Linked DNA regions of Mus musculus: regions 2 and 3 are each linked to region 1. Evidence: chromatin loops called from intact Hi-C (ENCODE). Cell type or tissue: left cerebral cortex. All regions are shown on one strand. Region 1 overlaps Pknox2 (Pbx/knotted 1 homeobox 2). Region 2 overlaps Tmem218 (transmembrane protein 218). Region 3 overlaps Ccdc15 (coiled-coil domain containing 15).

Evidence for each region. Peaks named below come from ENCODE experiments on the same cell type or tissue, not always from the same donor. Only the 100,000 strongest peaks of a DNase experiment are listed, where the experiment ranks them.
Region 2: it touches region 1 in a loop (2.6-fold over the local background); 6 of 42 quality-filtered maps call a loop at or near these places.
Region 3: a loop joins it to region 1, with 4 times the contacts of the local background. A loop is called at or near these places in 10 of 42 quality-filtered maps.

Annotation. Positions count from the first base shown.
Region 1 is chr9:36,890,652-36,898,651 of GRCm38, reverse strand. Pknox2 (Pbx/knotted 1 homeobox 2) reads left to right here. Exons shown (of 13, transcript NM_001029838.2): 11 at 3,265-3,341; 12 at 4,154-4,332; 13 at 5,595-7,673. The coding sequence ends at 5,827. Among named protein-coding and RNA genes, the nearest start is that of Fez1, 62 kb to the right of the region's middle. In left cerebral cortex, CTCF peaks have their summits at 3,525 (motif pointing left) and 7,938 (motif pointing left); DNase peaks (open chromatin) are centred at 3,472 and 7,921; H3K27ac peaks cover 3,767 bases.
Region 2 is chr9:37,210,146-37,218,145 of GRCm38, reverse strand. The region is part of intron 1 of Tmem218 (transmembrane protein 218); the gene reads right to left. Among named protein-coding and RNA genes, the nearest start is that of Tmem218, 5.9 kb to the right of the region's middle. In left cerebral cortex, no CTCF peak of the experiment used is centred here; DNase peaks (open chromatin) are centred at 4,600 and 4,912; H3K27ac peaks cover 2,112 bases.
Region 3 is chr9:37,325,721-37,333,720 of GRCm38, reverse strand. The region is part of intron 4 of Ccdc15 (coiled-coil domain containing 15); the gene reads left to right. Among named protein-coding and RNA genes, the nearest start is that of Gm34885, 18 kb to the right of the region's middle. In left cerebral cortex, CTCF peaks have their summits at 4,054 (motif pointing right) and 5,310 (motif pointing left); a DNase peak (open chromatin) is centred at 4,059.

The DNA of each region.
Region 1 (8,000 bases):
TGTTTCTACTCATCCACAGGCTCCACCCTGTGCCTCCTGAGGTGGTACGCTGGGACAGAGAGGTGGTGGGACCTGTTAGTAGGGGTGCTCATAAGAGATCTAAAAATCCCATCTATAGCATAACAATCTATGAATATTGAGCCATACTCATTCAAGAAGGTGGAAATATGTCAATCTGTGTTTAAGATACTCAATCCTTCAGTGCCAGAAGCAGAGACTCCTTAGAGACAAGAAGCATCATTCTTCCATAGTAGGCTAGGAGACTTCCCTCTCTGGGGTCCTTACAGGGGAAGAGATGCTCATCTGACTAAGTCATGGTATAAGGCTCCTGCCTTAAAGGCTTCTATCTCCTCTACTGGAGTAGTTTGGGTATTCTTCAAAGCCCAGTTGAGGCCCCAGTTCCCTAGGCATCCTCCCCAACAAAACAAACCCACTCTTCTCCTATGACCCAAAGAGCCTTAGTACACACTACCTACAGTGGAGGTGCTCGCACCTCCACCTTTCAGCTGTGAACTCCTAACTTTCAGATGTCTCTGACTTCTAGCACTCAGGAAGCAGCAGACATCCAGCCTGTGTAAACTGTTGACCCAACTCTGCTCAAGAACCAACCTCATCCATATGTCCTTCTTGTTGTGTCTGTTGACTTGTATACTCATACACCATAATTGGACCATTCCTGTGACTGGTCTGGGCACTATTGAGATAACTTCTTATGAGCCAGAGTTCCTGCCTAAGGGTAGTCCATAGTTTCCTTCTGGCTATGGATGTCCCTGTATTATGAGCACAATGCACTTATTCAGAGGCCTTGATGACCACCTTGGCCTAAGGAAGCTGAAAAGGCCTCCCTGAGGATTTGCTCTGTGACAGTTTCAGTGGCACTCAGAAATGTCTTCAGTGGGAAGATGAGGGAAGAGATATCAGTAGTAGATCAGTAATGGAGGACATGTGTGGTCAACTTGCATACCTGTAAGTTCTATGTCATGCAGTCTGAACTAAGTATGGATTGAAAACACTTGAAAAAAATTGCACTAAGCATATACAGATTCTTTTTCTTAACATTGTTTCCCTAAGTAATATGGTATAATGATTATTTCCACATGGTTATCTGAAATATTGTCAGTAATCCAGAGATGATATTTGGCACCAAGGAGAATATGGCCATCATATACGCTTTTCCTCTGAGTTTTCATAGTGCTCAGTTCCCAGGTCTGTGTAGGATGTGTAGGCTGTATGGAAATAGGGTGCTATGTTATGGAATGAGAATGGGTCATCCATAGATATTGCTGTCTATGAGGGGTTGTGAACCAATCCTCCATAGATAACAGGGAAAGATTCTGGCAGCCATAGATAGGAAGGCTTAGCTCCTTCCTGTGACCCTTGTGAAGTAGGATGGGAATATCACCAGGATCCCTGCCTGTTCACCCTTACACGGCCTGACATTTCCCCTTGTGGCCTTCTTCCAATTAGCATGAAATTGGCTCTGGTAACTCTGGTGTTCATTCCTTCTTGTTAGACTCTTAATATTGCATGAATCACAGCATCAGATGCCCTGGTGTGGTGGTCAGGGTCAGAGGTGTGAATTAAAACAACACATGATCCTGATTGCTTTAGTCAAGGGACATGGAGGCCAGCTGAAGAGGCTGCTTTCCTTTGTCACTGCTAACGCCAGCACTTCAAAGGCTGCAATACTCCAACTGCTCCCTCTGTGAGCTTTAAACATCTTGCCCAAGTCACCCCATCCTCACCGTACAAACTCTTTGCAAGTATTTAATCATCACATAACTTAATAACGTCTTGTTAAATGCCATGCCTGAGGTCTCACAATAGAGCTAGTTTGGGAGCCCCAATCTCTGGGACTTTAAAGAGTCCAAGCATTTCTTGTCTACTAGCAACAGGAGCAGAAAGAAAGATCCTGGTCTGAGAATGCTGGATGGCTTGGCGCTCTATGCCCAAGACCTCCAGGTCTCCTTCTCTGTTTCTAGGATTAATCCATAGTCTCTTTAGACTCTCCCAATGCCTACTGCCTGTGAGGCACTTGTGCCAGAGCCTCAGAAAGCCCCAGAATTACATTAACTCAGTGTTGTCTGGCTCCACACTCAGTGGCCTCCAGACCCTCCTCCTTAGGTTCTCCCTTTCTTTTGTTTCTGATTCCAGGTAGGTTTTTTGTTTGTTTTATTTTTGTGATTTTTTTTTTTTGTGGTGGGGCGGGGGGAGGATATTGTTTTGAGAGTCTCTTGTAGGCCAGGCTGATCACTCTGCTTTCACCTCTGAAGTGTTGTGATTATAAGCATGAGCCACCACACCCAATCAGACTTTTCCTTTCTTTAATGTCACTCAGTTCAGCCATCTTCCTGTGGCTCTGGCCACTTCATATTCCCTTTCCATACATTTCTACGGTGCTCAGCGCCGAAACTTCAGCATCTCCAATTTTGCCTTTGTTTTCCTCTATCAGTGGTCATTTATGTGTAAAGATGGTGCAGACACATTCTTAAATGTGCACTGTGTCCTCATGAAGTGCGGTTCAAGAGAGGGAATAAATGTGTAATCAAGGCCAGACCAGAGTATGCAAGACCGTAGGAGATATCTGTACCACTCAGCCCTCCGCAAGGGAACGCAGAGCCATAGTCTGAAGAACCGAGGTGGTAGGACCATCTGAGTGACTGTCCTATAACTCACTCTATAGACCAGTGCTGGAGTTAAAAGTGTGTGTCACTACTGCCTGGCCCACCTCACAATGTTAATATGTTTGATTAAATGAAGTTAAATGTATGGAAGCGTTGCAAAGGATTAAAAGGTCCTATGGCAGTAGTGTACCACTGTATATATCTGGTCTCTCCAAATTCTTAGGAAAAATCTGGATACATAGTAGATATAAATAACAAGTAATTTAGATTGTATTAATTCATGCCCCTTCCCCATGTACTGCCTTTTGGGGGCTTTCAAGACCATTGTTGATCCTAGCTCTGAGAATGCCTGCCTTTCTGGGGAATCAAGTGAGAGTCAGGGGAAAGTGCCTTGCGATCAATACTGAACTGACTGTAAAAACCGCCCTGGTCCCCATTGTGTGGCACTGTGCTGGGGGAGTCGAAGGCACGTGGGAGCTTCTTGTGTACACTCCAGATGCATTGTCCTCAAGAGCAAACATTGCCCTTTTCCGGTTCCGGCTCCCCATTCCTGAGCTGTGTCCATGTGCTGGGTATGAACACCAGGACAATCTAGCCTCCATATGCCCACAATTCCTCATTAGCCATTCTCTCCTTTCAGCACCCCTATCCCACTGAAGATGAGAAGAGGCAGATTGCCGCGCAGACAAACCTCACCCTTCTGCAAGTAAACAACTGGTGAGTTGGCATCACCTGCCCACAGGCTCTCAGATCCAGGAGCACATGCTTGGCTAGGGAACTCTGAGCAGGGAGAGGAGAGAGAGTGCCCAGACCTGCCTCAGCCTCAGCTCCACTGCCAGGCCAGATACAAGGAGCTGGAGTCAGCCTGGCCTGGCCTTCAACTGCAGCTTCACAGCACCCTCTGCTGGGAAATTGGGTCAAGTACATCCATGGAAACCTAATGAGTTTAGGGGGAAAAACAAAACAAAACAATACCACTGCTAGAGAATCTGGGTTCACCAGCCTAGCAGAGACAGACCAGAGGGTCTTACATCAGATACCAAAGGCACATCCAATCCAGCAGTGGTTATCTGGTCTACCCAACTCCATGTATGCTGAAACCAAAACATTTTACAAAGTAAGCTAGGAATGAGGAGGGAGAGATGCCTTCCTGAACTGGCAGGGATGTAGGGTGTCCTTGTCTGCTTCTGGTCAGGATGGACGGAAGGTACTAGACCCTAAAGCTAGGCCCCTGTTATAAGTCCAAAAGTTGGTGACTGTGTCCACAGCCCTTCCCTTCTCTGTTCAGTTCTGGTGGATCTTGAGTAAGGATTTCTGACAGCTCCTCATGCATTCTTCCCAGAGTCTTTGATCACCAAACCTTGGGTAATTCACAAACTCCTCGGGCATAGGATTTCTTACCTGTAGACTAGTACCCCTGCCTACAGACATTTGCGGGGAGCAGCTTAAATGTCACATTTGCTCACCCCAACACTATCCATGCGGCCCAGATGGTGTCTAACCAGGTCTTCCCCATCACCCCTGGGCAGGTTCATCAATGCCAGGAGGCGCATCCTGCAGCCCATGCTTGATGCCAGCAACCCAGATCCTGCTCCCAAAGCCAAGAAAATCAAGTCTCAGCACCGGCCCACCCAAAGATTCTGGCCCAATTCCATTGCTGCTGGGGTTCTGCAACAGCAGGGTGGCACCCCAGGGACGAACCCTGATGGTAAGACCAGGCCTAAGGATGCCCTCGGTTGGGGTTGGTGGGGCTCCCGAAAAGCAAAGATTCAAGGGTGAATGTCTCCTTCCCCAGGGTCCTGTCATTACTTTCCACAGTGCTTGTACCAGGTTGTTTTGTTGTGTTTTGTTCTGTTTTGTTTTTAGAGAGAGAGAGCTTACTAAGAAGGGATGTTCTGTGCACATTTTTGGTTTGTTTTTGTTATTGCTATTATCTGTGATTTGTTTTGTTTGAGGCAGGATCTCATGTGGTCTGGCCTCATATGGCCAAGGCTATTCTTGTATTCTGATCCTTATGCTTCTGCTCTCTTAGTGCTAGGTTTCCAAGTATGAGCCACAACGCTCATCTCTCATGTAAGTTTTAACAAACTTAAAGCAAGCTCACAATGGAATGGGAGAGGGTGGTCCTTGGAGTCAGTGGTTGCTCAGCAAGAGCCCTTTTCTCCTTGCTCCTCATACTCCCAAGTTTCTGAGCACAGACACTATCTACTTAGCTCTCCAAGGGCAAGGCCATCTATAAATACCAAGGCAGGCAGCTGGCTTGTGAACAGAGGCCAAGGGAAGCTTTGTTCTTCCAGATTCTCTATCACACCCTCCATACTTGCTCTCCAACGTGCTGGTTTCATGGTAAACAATGGATAATTTAATCAGCGAGACATTTCTGAGGTTGGCCCCTGAAGATCGCTGTGTGGGCACTAGGGTGGAGACACCCGTGCACATGCATATCTGCATGCCTATGGCTGTACACAGGTTCCTCTGTGACGTGTTGCCATCTGTTGAGGTAGATTAGGAATAAATAGAGGTGGTGCTGGACAAGTCTGCAGAAAATCCCAGTGCTAGCAGTGGTGACACAGTATCTGGAACCCAAGACTTAGCAGAAGATGAAGATGAAGACAAGACTCAGTTTCCTCCACTTCAGAATTCCTTTCAGAGTTCCTGCTTTACAAAGTAGTTGGAAATTTTAACTAATTAATTAATTAAAAAGTGCTTTCTATACTTATATAGAGAATGCTGAATATGTAGTAGCCTGGAGTGTTGCTGCCTGGAATGGTGCAGAAGTTAAGCAATGGAGGGATAGAAAGCTTCATGCCGGTGGATTGTCTCACTCAGGGTTTGGTGCTCTTACACCTTTTTTGGTGACAAGGGCCCCACCATCCCACAAGCCAGCCCATCCACCCTGTCCATCACTAAGGTTGCTGGGCCCAAGCCACAGTCCTTGCCTCATCCTAACCTTTGTCCTCTCCCATGCAGGTTCCATCAACTTGGACAACCTGCAGTCCCTGTCCTCAGACAATGCCACCATGGCCATGCAGCAGGCAATGATGGCTGCACATGATGATTCATTGGATGGCACGGAAGAAGAGGATGAAGATGATATGGAGGAGGAGGAAGAGGAGGAGGAGGAGCTAGAGGAGGAGGCTGATGAGCTACAGACAACGAATGTCAGCGACCTGGGCTTGGAACACAGTGACTCCCTGGAGTAGTCAGGCAGCCCAGATTGCGCTGGTCACCGAGCAGGAAAGGAGTGTCATCAGGAGGGTTCAGGGTGGGGGGAGGAGATATGGGCAGGCAGCACTAAGAAAGTTGGGCCCTAGCTTCCCCGAATCATAGCTTGAAGAAATGCAGAGGAGACACCCTGCTCCTTTCCAACCACCAAGCTTCAGTGAAAACCTAGTCCCAGACCCTCAGACTACAGAGCACTCCATTGCTGGGGCCAGCCAAACAGCCTGAGAAGAAAGACAGCGTGAGATCTGGACTCACCGAATACCAGAGATGACACCCATGGCTCCGCATGGAAAAAGACTTGATTTGTTTACAAGCCACTGCCCTGTGAGGTGGACAGGCGCTGCTTGCAGAGCGAACCTTTGCTAAGGGGCAGACTTGGGAGGGAAGGATGAGAAAGAAGGGGTCTAACATTTTCCCCCAGGAGAATCTGAGCTCCCTTGAAAGACACTCACGGACAGAAAGGAGCCCAAATGCATAACCAGTGGCCAGAGGAGTGGGAGGGCCTGAGACAACACCACACCCTTCATATCAGAGTGGAACGTGGACTGCACAGGGCTCCAACTTACCCTACCAGGACCCTGTCTCTTGGCACAGCAGCCATGGACTATAAGGAGAGGGGGAAGGAAACCAAAGAGACTCCTTCTTCCTCTCTTGGAAATACATTGTAGGTGGGTCCAACCTGAAGAGGTTAAGAGCAACTCTACATCTGGGTCAGCTCGAGGACCAAGCAGGTAGCAGAACCTGGATCAGGAGCCATATTAAGATGACTTTGGGGATCCCAGCAGTCCCTACGTGATCACATAGCTCCTGTCACAATAGGACCATAGTGTCTTATTAGATGTTCCTACCCTCAGATGGAGTTCTTCAGAGACCCCAGCCCCCTCCATAAACCTTTAGGGGTTCTTTCCACTCCACAGGTCTTCGTGGTATCCCTCTGCTCCCAAGCTGGCACTACCAGCTTCTGGCCTCCTCCTTCATTCTATTCTCCAGAGAAGGCAGAAGAAACATTGGAAAGAAGCATTGTCCCAATGGGAAGCCAGGGTCTGAAGAAGGTGCTACTGCTCTTACCTTCAGGACTCAACATGGCAGGGGATATAGCGCCCAGCTGATCCACACACACCATGCTTGGCATCTGCTCCTCCTGTCCCCTCCCACCCTGTGGCTGTGAAAGACAGGACTGACCACACGTGTGTTTTCCGTTGGGTTTAATGTGATGGGTGTGCAGTTCCTTCATTTGTAAGTGTGCATTGGCCATCTCCTTCAGTGCTAGGATGTGAATGGCTATCTGGCTCAACCAGAGGGCACTCTTGCGACCTTCTGAGCCTTCTCCTCCTCTACCTGGTTGGGTGGAGCAAAAGGATAGTCACTTTTCTGAGGTCTCCCGGAAATGAATGTATTTCTCCCCCAAAAGAGCTGATATTTAATGTTTTACTAGGGATTTTTGAGAAACAAATAACCTTATTTATAATCTGGGCGATCCAATCATTTTTTTACTCCCTTTTGATGCCATACCTAGAGGAAAGGCAAGCTTTTTGGCGTGAGACTTTTGCAACCCACAATGGGATAAAACATTTCCTCTTCTGGTTCATTTTTCTTGTTAAAGTACATACATCCACACATAAATTCCTCCACTCAGCACCGTGACAAGCTCCCTTCTTCAGCACGGACATGTGTGCATACGTGCACATGGATACACATGTCTACATCTCCCTCCTAGCCCCTTCCACCTGCCTAATGTTACGCAACCTCCTTCTGATGTATCCACCAAACCAGTACTGAATGTGGCCACGAGTTTTCAGTAAACCTTATCACCTACCGAAATACTGATGCACAGTTCTCTCTTCTTGTGACTGCCTTAGAGGTCCCTTAGGGCTTCAGTGGGACCCTGGGCCAGACAGAAACTGGAGGCCCAGCATACATCCCAATGAAAGGACCACCCTCAGAAAGCGACGAAGTAGAGGGCTTTTGGAGTGACTTGTTAGCCTGTCTGGAGGGACGAATGGTGCACTTTGACACGTCTGCCTGTGTGTTGTCTATCTCTAAGAGCATAGAGAGGACAGAAAGCTCTGTACTGCCCTCTCCTGACAGCTCCCTGTACTGCAGGTGAGAGCTCACTCAGCCTTCCTCCCATTTAGACCTTTGTATGTTGCC
Region 2 (8,000 bases), 320 kb before region 1:
ATGGCCAGTATGTCAGAAGGCTCACTCATGGTGGGTCTTTAATTTTCAGGAATGTCCAGCCCCAGAGTCCCTTAATGAAAACCCGGCAATGCAGAACCCAGAGCTTTCTTTATGTGTGAATAGAGGTAGGGGGAGAGCAAGGCTGCCTTCTGCTCAGCCTATTGTCATTTCAAATTCGGCCTCTTCAGCTCCACTTTGACTTTTGGAGCCCACATTAGAAATCTGAGCTCTTTTCCTCCACAAACCCTAACCAAGTCTTCTCCGAAGGCTGCAGAAAGCCAAGGCTTCAGTTAAAAACGAAGTATGAACTTGGACTCAGCAGGCAATCACAGCACAGAAACTTCCACTCTGTTGTCAAGTTTTCATTCTCAGAAGGAAGAAAACTCCCAGTCCCTAAAAGAACAGACATCTCCCCTTTGGGTACATAGGATATGCTAAGTGCTTTATAAGACCTGGCCTGTTTAGTCATGACAATTGTGATGGTTTGTATATCCTTGGACCAGGGAGTGGCACCATCTCAAGGTGTGGCCTTGTTGGAATAGGTGTGACCTGGTTGGAATGGGTGTGTCACTGTGGGTGTGGGTATAAGATCCTCACCCTAGTTGCCTGGAAGTCAGTCTTCCACTAGCAGCCTTTGGATGAAGACATAGAACTCTCAGCTCCTCCTGCGCCATGCCTGCCTGGATACTGCCATGCTCCCACCTTGATGAAAATGGACTGAACCTCTGAACTTGAAAGCCAGCCCTAATTAAATGTTGTTTTTTATAAGACTTGCCTTGGTCATGGTGTCTGTTCACAGCAGTAAAACCCTAACTAAGACAACAATCAGAAAGGTATTACATCTGAGCGATACAAGAGGCAAGTTAGTGTTGGTTTCCTAGTTTTGGCTCACAATAGGAACTCTTTCTTTCAGTTCCTGAGGCCACAGATCTGAAATAGAAGTGTCCAGGCAGCCACGCCCCCCCCCCCCCCCCAGGATCTAAGGGAGGATGCTTCCTTGGGTCTTCCAGTTTCTGGTGACACCAGGCATTCCCTGGCTTGTGTCTCCAGTAACTGTCATCTTCACATGACATTTCCCTTCTCTGTCTTCTGTCTGCCCATTACCGCCAGATTTAAGGTCTAATCCCACGTGCAAAGATTCTTTTGCCAAATAAATCACATGTACAGATGTTGAAAGTCAGAATATCTCGGGGGGGGGGGGCACCATTCACTTCACTAATGAGGCAACACCATTCTAGAACAGGTTCCTGCGTTTCCTTTTTATATCGGCAGAGACAGAGCTTAGGAAAACAGCTTCTTCCTCAGGTTTCTGGGTTTCTTTGTTTGATGATTTAAACACAATGGAAATAGACTGAGGTGTTCCATTGTAAGCTTGTTGGAAAGAGAACAGCGGAAGTGCCTCACAGAACAGCGGAAGTGCCTCGCAGAACAGCGGAAGTGCCTAACAAAATGGAATTTTTAAAACCATACATGGAAAAAGGTAACATTCTACAGTGTGTTAAATTTAATGTACCCTCATAGCCCGACGGGTAAGCTGGAACTGGGATCGAAGTCCGAAGTGGTTCTGACTGGAGATGGAGGCCTAATAGGATTCTCCAGTGGTGCCTCAGCCCATGGCGCAGGGACAGCTCATAATGCACAAGGACAGCTCCTAACGCTGGAACCTCGAGGGGCCAAGCCGTGTTTGAATAGACACTGAAAAACCGGCTAAGGACTTAGATAAAGCTGGCCAAGTGACTCACTCAGGCCATGGCAAAAAAAGACCAACTGGAAAGAAATCTAAATCCTAACCCTACACTCTCTGCAAGCAGAGTTCAGGCATCATGCGGTTCCTAATAGGAACTACAATAAAAGTAAGAAACCTACAGGATCCCCAAGAGGCTAAAGTAAAGTCGCTGTTGGGGTACCACTCAGCAGGCATGCAAGGGTCCTCAAGAATGAATCTGAGCAGACTAGGGAGGTGCTTACATTGGTAACGTGCCTACCGCTCAAGCAAGTTCCAATCTCTGGCATTCATGTAAAGCAGTGGTGGCCATCTGTAACGCCAGCACTGGGAAGTGAGAAAGGAAGGTCCTGGAGCTCACTGGTGGTCAGTCCAGCCAACTGGTGAGCTCCAGGCTCTGAGGAAGATCCCGTCTGAAAAAATAAGATGGAGAAGCAACCAAAGAAGACATCTGGCATTGACCTCTGGCCTCTACCAAACACTTGCATATTAGTAACAAGAACTATTATGCACACAGGAACACTTGAATACATACACGCACACACTTACATAAGCATACACCCAGCCTACACACAAAATTTTTAAAGAAAAAATAAACACAAAACAGGCTGGGAGGGTGGAATCAGTGGCAGAGCAGTTGCCTACCACAAATGAGGCAGTGGCTGCAGTCCTCTGGGCCACACAGAGTGTGAAAGTTTTCATTTTATTATGCATCAATAATCATAGTAAATGCAATCACCCCAGAGTTGACCGCTGAAACATTCTCATTCTGGATTTTTTTTTTTAAGTAGCTCTTTACATAAGTGACAGGAAAGGCAAGTGAGAAAACACTGAATTTGAAAAAGACACACAAGGCAGACACTAGGAAAGCAACGACAGGGCAAGGAGGGAACAGAGGCAAAGACACCGAATACACACAGAGGTCCTAGCTTCACAGTCATGTAAACAGGCTAGCACTGATGAACTGCACACTGCAAATGGCCAGGATGGAGAACTTCATCTTGTGTGGTTTGCCACAAAAGGGTGAAACAAAATAAAATAATGGACCAACAAGAAAGCATATGTAAAGCTTTGAAAGTATCAGTAAGAACAAGTTTGAGAGAAATAATTTAGTCTGAGATGTAACCTGGAGGACATATGAACCTAACCACAAAACCTCCAAACACACAGTCAAACAGACAAGAACACTACAATAAATGGCACACCCAAGTTAATGGATTTTACAATTATTTCAGAAATAGATAAGAGAAGAAAAAAAATGAGAACCAACTTCACACAGAGGATGACTGGTCAATACATGTAAAAAGTCCTTACCTCACTAGCCACCAAAAAAAATGCTAATTAAAAACCAAGTGAAGAATCTCTATATGTCTACCAGAATGGCCAAAAGGATGATGGCAGACAGTCTATAGGGATGTAGAACATTATGCACACGTTCATCATACGCATGGCAGCATCCGACAGTATGGGTGAATTTTACAGGCATCAAGCCAAGGGCAGAGTGAAAAGTTCATTGTAGACTCACTCCAGTTACATAATGCTCGAGAACAGGTCCAACTGCTCTGTTTACCTTGAGTGATGGGATGGGGCACGGATGATAAAACTGTTCTTTGATCTGGGTGTTGGTCACCTGACTGTGTAACTTTAGTAATCTGTATCTAGATATACATAGGGGGTTATGCCATTTCTGTATGTGTTATATTTCAGTACAAAACCTTTTCTGAGATGACTCAATGGTCATTAGAGAGTTAATAAAATAAAGAGAGCTATTTTTAAAAGTGAAATACATCTTTTAAAATATAGCGATTTGGGGCTGGTGAGATGGCTTAAGCAGTTAAGAGCACTCTTAACTACTCTTCCAGAGGTCCTAAGTTCAATTCCCAGCAACCACACGGTTGCTTACAACCACCTGTAATGGGATCCAATGTTCTCTTTTAGTGTGTCTGAAGAAAGCTACATTGTACTCACATACATATAATAAATGAATCTTTGAAAAAAAAGGTAGTGATTCTTTACGATACATGAATCTACATAGTCACATACAACATATGACAGCCAACAGAATGTGGTACCCCGGCATTTCACATCATTTAGGGGTTGTGGGGGATAAAATGAAAGTGCTGATGTGAAACAGGTGGTCATGAGCCCTCTCTTTCTCTCTCTCTCTCTCTCTCTCTCTCCCTCTCCCTCTCTCTCTCTCTCTCTCTCTCTCTCAATTTGCTTATTTATTTTATGAGAGTACACTGTCTCTGTCTTCAGACACACCAGAAGAGGGCATTGGATCCCATTACAGGTGGTTGGGGGCCACCACGTGGTTGCTGGGACTTGAACTCAGGACCTCTACAAGAGCAGTCAGTGTCTTAAGTGCTGAGCCATCTCTCCAGCACCATGATCTATCTCTTAAAGCTAGGTGATAGATGAGGCGATATTGCCTTCACTATCTTCTAAACATCTGAATAGAGTTCAAACTGGCACAGTAAAAATAGGCGTGCATATGTACACATGTGTAAATAGGATTAAGTACAACACATATTTGTCAGATTTTTGCAGCTAAAATTATGCAACTTTATGCAAGGACCTTTGAAAAGTACCTGGATAGTGGAATAAAGCAGGCTTCACAGAGAAGTAACTCACACTTTTAGATGGGATGGTTTAATTAAAAGATCTCAATTTTTCTTAACGTGAAAACTCAGTGCAATTCTAACCAAAATCCAAATATACTTCTTTTTTAAGGAGTGGGAAAATGAATCCTAAATTCACACAGGAGAGTAAAGAGCCAAGAATAGCCAACACCACTCTGAGAACACGGAATGGCAATGTGCTTTTCTTGTCACCAACTGCCACAGACATGTTACGAAACCAAGGTAATTAAAACAGTGTGACAGTGGGACAAAGACACGTGGACCAATTGCACAAAACTGGAAGCCCAGACACAGATCTGGGCCTTTGTGAGAACCTCATCCTCCCTAGGAAGTGGCTGGCTTCATGGCCCAGTTCATAAAGAGTTTCACAGTGGTGGTAGCACAGATGGTTATCTAACCAGGAGACAATAAAACTGGACCTCTACTCTGTAGCATGGACAAAAGTCGATTTTTAGTGGAAGTAATTCATAATGAAACGGCATATGTTTAAGTGTATGAACGTTCGGGCTGACGACACAAGAATACATAATGAAGTACAGTAGTCAGATGCTCGCCTAAACTTAGCATCACCATGAGTGCGAACGAAAGCTCCGCATGCAGACCATGCAGGTGTGTTGTGCTGGCAACTCAAATACCACGAGCTGTGCTGCCTTCAGTTAGATGAGTTTTCTAGACTGAGGAACAAGTTCCAAGCCACAGATCAGTATAATTTTCCCTTGAATTACATTCCTGGAAATCACACTTCACTGAACTGTGCCAAAAATTACATTATGTTAACACAAAAAATGGAGTTAGGTTCTAGGCCCAGATAATTATTAAATGAATATCCTAGAGGGCACTAGAAAAAAAAGTTATACAAGATGCAGGGTGAGTCTTCATTTGAGGACTGTCCCAACATTTCACAACATTCAACATTCTCAGCTCTCTGGCATATTCCAACCACAATAATAACTAAATATGGCCTCACAGATCCTCAAATGTCCCTTGGCGGCACACACCTCCATTGAAAGTTCAAAAAAACAGTTCTAGAAATTCTCATACAAGGAGACACACGAGGACATTGTAATCTCAATAGCAAAGATGACGTAAAAGCTACACACCTATTAAATATATTTATTATATTCTCGTCACGAACACTTCGAATGAACAGACGTGACCTATATACACGGACACATGACTATAACTCAAAAGCAGTGCTGAGTGACAAAAGAAGGTTGCAAGCCAGGAGCAGTGGCCTGCATCTGTACTACCAGGGGGGCTGTGTCTGTGATAGAGGACTGAGGCAGAAGCGTCTCTAGATCCAGGCTAGTGAGGCCCTATCTTAAACACAGACACAAATACACACACACACACACAAATATAGAAGCAAATCAACAGCTGCTCTTTCTTTTTCCTCTTCCAGGGTCAGGGTTTAGAGACACTCGTCATGGCCAAGTGTTTGATATGCTGTCATAGGTTTTCCTACAGTACAGCCTCTAGAAAACTAGGTTGTCTCAAGCCCCTGGCAGCAGGATGGTTCACCCTTTTACCAAGAAGGTTGGGAAAACCTAAATCCACAGGCAGGGTGCATCCAGGCAGACTTCAAGGGGCTCCTGCTGTAAGACATAAAGGCCTCATGAGATTGCCTAAGACAAAGCAGCAGGGCAGCAGGGCAGCAGGGCAGCAGGGCAGCAGGGCAGCAGGGCAGCAGGGCAGCAGGGCAGCAGGGCAGCAGGACCTGGGGTGGTTCCACAGGTGCTAAGTGTGTCCGTGACGGGGTCAAGTGGCTTTCCTTATTGAGGAGCAGAAAATCATTGTGGACCCGTTGAAGGCATGGAGTCAGAAGGCAAAATAAACACGGAACTTTTTAAAGTAATAAACTAAAAGAAAAACATAGCTTGAGGGTTAAAAAAAAAAGTAAATAAAAGTAATCTGTAAACTGAAATCTGAAATATATGATTTACATTTTGATCTTAAAAATTGAAGTTATCGGGGGCTGACGAGATGGCTCAGCGGTTAAGAGCACTGACTGCTCTTCTGAAGGTCCTGAGTTCAAATCCCAGCAACCACATGGTGGCTCACAACCATCCGTAATGAGGTCTGACACCCTCTTCTGGTGCATCTGAAGACAGCTACAGTGTACTAATGAATAATAATAAATAAACCTTTAAAAAAAATTGAAGTTATCTTCAATTATATATATATGTACACATATACACATAAATATAATGGCTGGGGAAATGGTTTAGTCAATAAGGTGCTTGCCCTGGAAGTGGGAGGAGTTAGATGACTAAACCCATGTAAGAAATGCTTTTAACTCCAGTGCTGGAGACACAGAAGACAGGAGGATCCTTGGAGCTGGCTGGCCAGCCAGTCTAGCCTAGTTAAACTCTAGAGCAATGAGACCCTGTGTCAAATGAAGTAGACAAGAGTTCTTGAGGATGACACCTGAGGTTGTCCTCCAGCTTCTGCAGGCACACACATGTAAGTGTGCCAACCCCGAACACACATAATATACAACAACAACAGAACAACGAGTATAAATTGTACACAGCAACTCTGGTAAGTGTCTCGGGGAGGAGGAAGAAACCAGAATGGGACCAGCAAAGAGAATATAAGGAATTTAACAATTTGTGATGCTTCATTTCTTTAAGATAAAAACCATAAGCAGAATGAGAATATTTATTAATCTGGTTGGCAGACTCTACTACATTCCCCAAACTAGAGATTTCAATAGCCTCTAGTTCTTAAACACTTTGTGAAACTTACTTTTAAAATTGTTTTCAATGTTTATTTTTATTGTGTGTGCATTGGTCTTTTGCCTGCATATATGTCTGTGTGAGGGTGCCAGATCCCCTGAGACTGGAGTTACAGAGAGTTGTAAGCTGCCATGTGGGTGCTGAGAATTGTATCTCGGTCCTCGGATAGTGTTCTTAACTTCTGGGCCATATCCCCAGGCTGAGACATATGAGACTTCTTCATTTTTATATCTAATAGCTAGGTTTAGTGGTTTCAGGCCTATACCACTCCCTGAGTGGCTGACGCAGAATTTCAAGTTCAAGGCCCAGCTGGGCAATTTGGTAAGACTGTTTAAAAATAAAGTTACCAAAAATAAATAAACAGACAAACGTGAGGGAGGGTCAGAGTTACCCAGTGGCAGAGCTCTTGTTTAGAACCAATCTCCCCCACATCAGAGTGTACCTTACAGGATTTGGGAGCAGAGAGCAGAGAGCAGAGGCAGGTGATGAGTTAGGAGACTACCACAGTTCTCCAGATAAGAACACTTGTCCTAGCTATGGAAATGGAAAGGGGTCAAAAGACATATCAGAAACAACTAGCCTGACTGGCTGAGCTGATGGGCTTCCTTGAAAGAAATGTCTACTTAGGATTAGTTGTGCTGTTTTGGATATCATACAACAACCTGGAAGACATGAACAAACTCTTATCACCTAGAAATCAGGATAAATGACAGCGGGGGCTGGGAACATCAGAAGCATTGATCTTCCATCCCCACGGATGCTGACAGGCTCAGGTGACATCAAGTTACACCTACGGGATGACTCTTAAGTGATAGAACACACAGCTCCAAGCCCTTCATAACCAAACCATTCTTTTGGGGTTCTTTTAGATTTTTTTTTAATTGGTGTGTGTGTGTG
Region 3 (8,000 bases), 440 kb before region 1:
GGGCAAGGATGGTATAGGCTCCACTGGCACCGGCTGAATACTCATTTGAGGCATTAGTAGGAAGTCGGAGGCGGCACGCAGGTCCACCCTTGTGGGTCTTCCTGGGTCGCCTCTCTGACTGCTTCCTGGGTCCTGACAAACCGGTTCCCATATCTTTGAGGGCCCTGGGACCGAGGGCCCGATGACCCGTTTTTTGGCACATCAGTTGATTGACTATCAGGTGGGGGAAGGACTCTGCCCTTTATATCCCTCACAGAGCGACACTGGTCAGCTCTATGATAACCCTTGCCACACTTAGAGCAAAGAGTGAGAGTCCCTCCCTGTTTATCTGGAGCTCTGCAATCTTTCTTAAAATGCCCAGGCTTTCCGCAATTAAAACATGTCCTCTGATCATTTCTGCTCATGGAGCGGTTCTGAGATTGGAGGATGGCGGCCGCTAAGCCTGCATTGGTGAGAGGTCCCCCAAGCTCTCGACAGACCCTGAGCCAGTCTTGTAAGCCTTTGTTCTTTCTTGGGGCTATGGCCGCTCGGCACTCCTTTGTGGCTTGCTCATAGATTAGCTGTTCTATCAGAGGCGCAGCTTGCTCTGACTCTCCAAAAATACGCTCTGCTGCCTCTGTCATTCTGGCCACAAAATCTGAGAAGGATTCCTGAGGTCCCTGGATTATCTTTGTTAACTGCCCGGTGGTTTCACCTGCTCGAGAGAGCGCCTTCCAGGCCCTAATAGCCGTGGAAGAAACTTGGGCATAAGCTCCCCAATGGTAGTTTGTCTGATCAGCAGAATAAGCTCCCTGACCCGTTAACAAGTCAAAAGTCCAATCTCTCTGCTCTGGAGTCAAAGCAGCTGCGTTTGCTCGGGCCTGCGCTTGTGCAGCTTCGTGCCAAAGCGCTCTCCATTCCATATATTTGCCCATACTAGGGAGAGCGGCTTTTACAACCGTTTGCCAGTCAGCAGGAGTTAGTGCCATGCCAGCGAGCCTGTCTAACTGCACCAAGGTAAAATTAGCATTGGTTCCGTATTTACGAACCGACTCGGCAATTTCTTTAATTTGTAAGTATTCTACCGGAGCGTGGACACGCCCACCCTCGGCTCCTTCAAAGACCGGAAATGCCTGTTGTATTTTCCTTTGTTCCTCTCTGGGAATGAATGAGTCTGCGCACTGCCTCTCTGCGCACTGCCTCTCTGCGCAGGGCTGACGCACTACGCAGGGCGGGGACTCCGCATAGGGCGGACCTTGAAGCCGACTGCCCTGAGGCCAATCAGCAAACTGGCCTTCGCCAGCCGCTTTTGGCTTTTTTCTTGACCAATTAGCTGGCTGGTAATGGGCTGCTTCTTCCTCCCAGTCTGTTTCCTCAGAGGAGAATTCTTCATCTGCTTCAGAACTACTAAGAGCTGGCTCCCCGAGCCCATCCAGCGATGAGCACAGGCTCCTTTTCCTAGAGACCTCCGCTAATTGATCTTTCTTCTTTTCCCTTTTTCCTCTTTTTCTTCTAATCTCTCTCCAGGTATTCCTACCTAACCTTAACTTTTCCTCGGGTTCAAGACCCTTGGAAAGGCCTGTATACTTATTTTGTGTACCATATTTCCTCTTTGCTCCTACTCTCTCTCCCCGCTTTACTTCTGATAGCTTGTCCTGAATTTCATCTAGAATCCGCCCTATCTTAACCACTTGATAACATGTGAAAAGGAACAAAAGGGCTTCTAACACTAGAAAAAATTCAAGGCCAAACATATTCCACTTTACTTCTGATAGACTGTCTTGAATTTCCTTAGAAAGTTCAAGGTCAGACTTACCTCGTAAAGCTGTACTCACTGGTACTCTCGTTCCCCAGCTGAAAAGTTCTGAATTCATACAGTTGAATCCTTCTTAACAGTCTGCTTTACGGGAACCTTTATTACCGCGACCCGCAGTTCTGGTTCTGGAATGAGGGATCTTCCTTGCGCCAGTCCCGAGTTTTTTCTCGTCCCGGAATTCGGCACCAATTGTTATTAGACGCGTTCTCACGACCGGCCAGGAAGAACACCACAGACCAGAATCTTCTGCGGCAAAGCTTTATTGCTTACATCTTCAGGAGCCAGAGTGCAGGAAGCAAGAGAGCAAGAAGCAAGAGAGCAAGAAGCAAGAGAGAGAGAAAACGAAACCCCGTCCCTCTTAAGGAGCATTCTCTTTCGCCTCGGTCGTGTCACTCCCTGATTGGCTGCAGCCCATCGGCCGAGTTGACGTCACGGGGAAGGCAGAGCACAAGTAGTCATAAGATACCCTTGGCACATGCGCAGATTATTTGTTTACCACTTAGAACACAGCTGTCAGCGCCATCTTGTAACGGCGAATGTGGGCGCGGCTCCCAACAGCTTTGATCTGGTATTTTCTCACTATGCTCCCTTTCTACCCTTCTGGAATTGCAGTGTATATCCTGTGTCATTATATGTTGGAAATATGTAATCTGCTTTTCATTTTGATTTTATAGGGGGTTATAGTTAAGAGATTGCATGAATGTCAGAAGAGATTTTGAACTTTGGACTTTTAAACAGTGGTGAGCCGGTTAAAGACCATAGGACTTTTGAAGTTGGATTTAATGCATGCCTGAATTTTGATATGGCTACAAGCCTATAGTGGCCAGGGAGTGGAATGTGATGGTTTAAAAGGAAATAGCCCCCTTAGGGAATGGCACTCTTAGGACGTGTGGCCTTGCTGGAGGAAGTGGTCACTGTGAGAAGGCTTTGACGTCTCAGATGCTCAAGCCATACCTAGTATGGCAGTCATTTCTTAATGTCTGCTAATCTAGATGTAGAACTCTCAGCTACCTCTCCAACACCATGTCTGCCTGCCTGCTTCCTACCGTAATAATAATGGACTAAATTTTTGAACTGAACGCCAGCCCCAATGAAATGTTTTCCTTTATAATAGTTGATGTGGTCATGGTGTCTCTTCACAGCAGTAAAACCCTAAGACTGGGTCCTTGACATGGCTGTGTCCATTCAGCAATATTCATTCAGAATTTCCTCATTCCCCACAATGCTTGGTCATTATTGAATTGTCATCTATGTATAAGTAGAGAGAGTATTAAGAGAGACATGCTATCATCTTCAAATCTTGTTTTTTAAATTTCTTTTACCCCAAACTTTTTTCATTGTTTTGGGGGCATTGTGTGATTTGTAGTAATCATTTTTATAATTATTTTAATTGTCTTTTTAAAGTTTATAAATAGGAGCCAGACATGGTGATATATACTTATAATTTTAACCTTCAGGAATCAGGTTAGAAATATATAAAGTTTGAGGCCATACTGGGCCATGTAGACTCTAATAAAAAAGAAAGAAAAGAAAAAAATGAAGAATTTATTAAACTAGGCACTGGATACATTATAAGCAATATAAGAGTGAAGGATAGGTTCCGTCTTTGCCATCATGATTTTCACTATAAATTTCATTGTAATAGGACTTCTTCTGGCTTTAACACATCAGGCAGCATATAAGGGAAGACATTATATGTGTTAAGCATTGTAGGGGATATTAATAACATGTGAAATAGGACCCTCTATGGGTTTATTTTTCCAGAGAGATATACTATAGTCTGTTATACTCCAAAGGTTGTGCCATGGGAACTCTAAAATTTTAAATTATAAGGGAAGAGTACAGGGAGAATTCCTGCAAGAGACAGAATTGAACTGTTTATTTTCAATTGGTATGCTGAACTGAATTGATAAATTTGACGTTTTGAGATAAGAACAGTAAAAAGTGTAGAATCTGTAATATGCTTGGTTTTGTCTACAATAAGTGATGAAGCCTCCAGTTAGTATTTTATGAAGGAAAAGAACAGAAATGAGGTGAGGTAGGAAATCAGGTTATAAAGAATCTTAGTTTATGAAGTGAAAGTTTATGAAATGAAAGTTTAAAAATTTGTATACCTTCTCCCCTGCTTTTATTTCCTGGAAAGAGCTGACTTACAAAGGATGTTGGGTGACTTATTATTAATTTGGTCCTATGAACTTTTGCCCACACAGCCAGTAGTTGTTTTTATTCTTACTATTGCTATTGCACTTTTAATCCACTAGATGTCGTTGTGAAACCAGCCAATGAAACTGTTAATGCATTAACTCCTTTGCTTTATCTAGGACTGATTAAATAATGGCAAACACAATTAGTTTCTGAATGTTAGTGAACGTTTCCGTTTTTGTTTCTTTAAGCTGTAGAAAAATAGAATACTGGGGTTGGGGTTTTAAAGTTTTTGTTTCCTAACTTTTTATTTTATTATTTAATATGATTGGGTATTTTGCCTGTATGTACATGTCTATGCATTATGTGTGTACAGTGCGTGCAGAGGCCAGAAGAAGGCATTGGAACCCCTGGAATGGGGTTACAGAGGGTTGTGAGCTATTGTGGGTGCTCAGACTTGAACTAGTGCCCTCTGGAAGAGCAGTCAGTGCTCCTAACTGCTGAGTTGTCTCTCCAGCCTCTGGCATTGATTAGATTTAGTTTAGTTTTGTTTTGTTTAGTTTAGTTCAGTTCAGTTTGCTTTTTTTAAGACAGGGCTTCTCTTTGTAACAGCCCTGGCTGTCAAAGACATCTGCCTGCCTCTGCCTAGGGAATGCCACCAGGCCTGGCCAGCATTGGGTTTTAAAGCTTATCTGATGCTTAAATATTAAAGGACAAAATGTTTTGGCATCTGGACTATACGTGATAATATAAGCATCAGCTGTTGTCTTAATTATCTTGCTGTTGCCTTGATAAAATACCTTGACAAAAGCAACTTAGAGAAAAGGCTTATTTATTTTGGCTTAGAGGTCAGGGCAGTAGTCCATGAGGCAGCAGGCAAGGAAGGCATGGTGGCAGGAGGGGGAGGCTGGCTGTTTTCATTATGCCTGCACTCAGAAAGCAAAGTCTCTAGGAAATGCAGCTATGCTAAAACCTCAAGGTCACCTCGGTGACCTCCTTCCTCCAACAAAGCTCCTTCTTCTAAAGGCTTCATAAGCTTCTTCCTCAAGCTAGGGATCAAACATCCAAACATGAGCGTGTGTGAGACATTGGCATTCAAACCACAGGGTGCCGAGGGTTATTGGAAAAGCAGGGTTGTCTAGGAGTTAATGCTAAATCTGGGTAATATGCTTACATTTTATTAACTTAATTACACTTCCCTTAAATGGAAGGAAGGGAGGAAGGGAGGGAGGAAGGAAGTTAGTTCATAGGTTAAGGCTGCTCATCCAGAGGACTCAGGTTCAATTCCCAGCATTCACATGGCAGCTCACACCTGTCTGTAATTCCAGTTCCAGAAAATCTGATGCCCTCTTCTGACCTCTGCAGGCACTGAACACACATGGCTAACAGCCATACGTGCAGGTACAATGCCCATGCACATAAAACTAAAATGAATAAATCTTTAAAAAAAATAACAACAAAAAACAAAAATCAAAACAAAAAAACAAAAGCAAAACCACACTCAAGTGTATGAAATAAATAATTGTAATATTTTTTAAAAAGATGAAATAAAAAACATTTTTAGGGGCCAGTGGCTCAGTGTAGGAAGGCACTCACTGCCAAGCCGAGTGAGCTGAGTTCAAGCTCAAGGACCCACATAGTGAAAGGAGAAAATCAATTTCTGCAGATGGGCTTCTGGCCTTCATATTTCGACTGTGATTTGGTAGGGACACTTGTTTCAACAGGTAAAGGTGCTTGGCACCGGCCCAGTGACCTGCGTTTGTTTTCTGGGACCCATATGTTGGAAGGAGAGAACCAACTCCCACAAGTTGTCCTCAGTCCTTCAAGCATTGGCTCACATGCACACACTAAAAAAACCAACAATAATAACTTAACTGTAGTAAACTCTTAAAAAATGTGTTTTGACTAGTTTTTCTTTTTGTCTTACTATCCAACCTCCTTCTAATGCTTGATATCCCCTACCTATTGAATGGCCACATGTAATTAGGAACGGAAACTAGTAACCACAGCTCCTTTTGTTAGTACAGATATTTATCCTTACAGATTTGGATGCTGTGGTTTCATTCTTGGTTGTTTAACTGAATTTTCATTCTTACCATATAACACATTCATCTTTAGACCGTGCAGTTTAGCGTTGTTTCTTTTCAGACTATCATGGTTTGTTTTAGTTTCCTGTTTCTCATTGAAGATTTTGCTATCTTGGTTTTTAAAAATAACTTTTTAGGTAGTATATAATTAATATACTACATTAATTTCATTATGAGATTTTTATGTATATTGTTATGTTTTGCTCTTTATTGCTCTCTTCTACTGTATCCTTCTTCCTTTTGCTAGCCTGCCTCTCTTTTTCTCTCTCCCTACTTTTGCTCTCTCTAAAACCTAGATTCTTTAGAAGTGAAAATGTGGTATTTTGTTTCTTTTCTTATTATCCCCTTGTTCTTCTCTCCTTCTTAGACCTCCTCTTCTTTCTTAATCCCCTTTCCTTTCATATTGTGTGTATGTATGTGGTGCTCACATGCACATGTGTGTGCACAGATTTTGTGTGTAAATAGATTTTGTATATAAGAGAAAATGTGATAATGCATTTGTTTGAGTCTTGTTTCATTTGGCATGGTGATCTCTAGTTCCACCCATGTGCAAATGGCATTTCATTCCTTTTTATGGATTCCTTTTTATACAATTCCAATGTGTATATCTATCATGTATTTTCTTCATTCATTGATAAATCTTAGGCAGGCCTGCTATCCTGGCTACTGTAAATAGTGAGTAGTAATAAAACGGCTGTGTCACTCTCTGTGACATACTGACTTGGTTTCCTTTGGGTGTATTCATGGAAATGCTATCGCTAGATCACTGTTAGTTCTATTTTTAGTTTTTGAGATACTTCCAGCTGATATTTCCATAGTGGCTGCAGTTTATGTTCTACCAAAAATATAATGGCCCTTCCCTCTTACATCTTTGCCAGCATTCTGAGTGGGTTTAGATGGAATCTCAGAGCAGTTTTTCTTTTTTTAATGTGCATTTTCATGATACCTAAGACTTTTGAGCATTTGAAAAGATACTTCCTGCCATTTGTATTTTTTGTTTTGAGAACTGTCTGAAGTTCATTTGTCCTTTTATTTATTTACACAAGATCCCCTCTTGTAGGGTGTAACTTTTTCAGTTCTTTATAGATTCCAGGTAACAATCCTCTGCCAGGTGAGTAGCCAGCTGATGGCTTCTTGTGCTATATAGAAGGTTTTTTAGTATCATGCAGTCCCATTTGTCAATTAAGTCTTAGAAGTATCTTCTGTGCTATTGGACTGCTTTTAAAAGGTTCTTTAAAACCTTGAAGTGTTTCCTGTGGTTTCTTCCAACAGTTGAATTTCAGGTCTCATATAAAGATCTTATATTTGATCCATTTTATTTATTTATTTATTTAGATGCAGGAATGTCATGGATTTAGTTTCATTCTTTTACATCCTATGTTGTCTCTATTCCCTCAGTATGCCACCAGATTTCTATTCTTTTTTTTTTTTTAAGATTTATTTATTATTATACATAAGTTCACTGTAGCTGACTTCAGACGCACAAGAAGAGGGTGTCAGATATCATTATGGGTGGTTGTGAGCCACCATGTGGTTGCTGGGATTTGAACTCAGGACCTCCAGAAGAGCAATCAGTGCCCTTACCCGTTGAGCCATCTCACCAGCCCCAGATTTCTATTCTTTATCTTTCCTGGAACTAATTGCTTTTGTAGTTAAGATTTTTTTATTTTCTTGGTTATGTATGTCTATGTGTGGGTTCAAGGAGGCTAGAAAAGGACATCAGATCCTCTGGAGCCAGAGTTAAAGGCAGTTGTGAGCCAGCCACCTGATGTGAGTGCTCAGAACTAAACTCAGGTCCTATGAAAGAGAAAACAGCACTCTTAGTCATTTAGCCATCTCTCTAGCCCTTTAGATACTTAAATGATGTGAAATAATTTTTAAATTATCTGTAAGGTCCTGTCTCATTTTTCTATATCTGTGCTAAGATACCATGATCAAGGCAACTTAGAGAAGTCATTTGTTGGAGCTTATAGTTC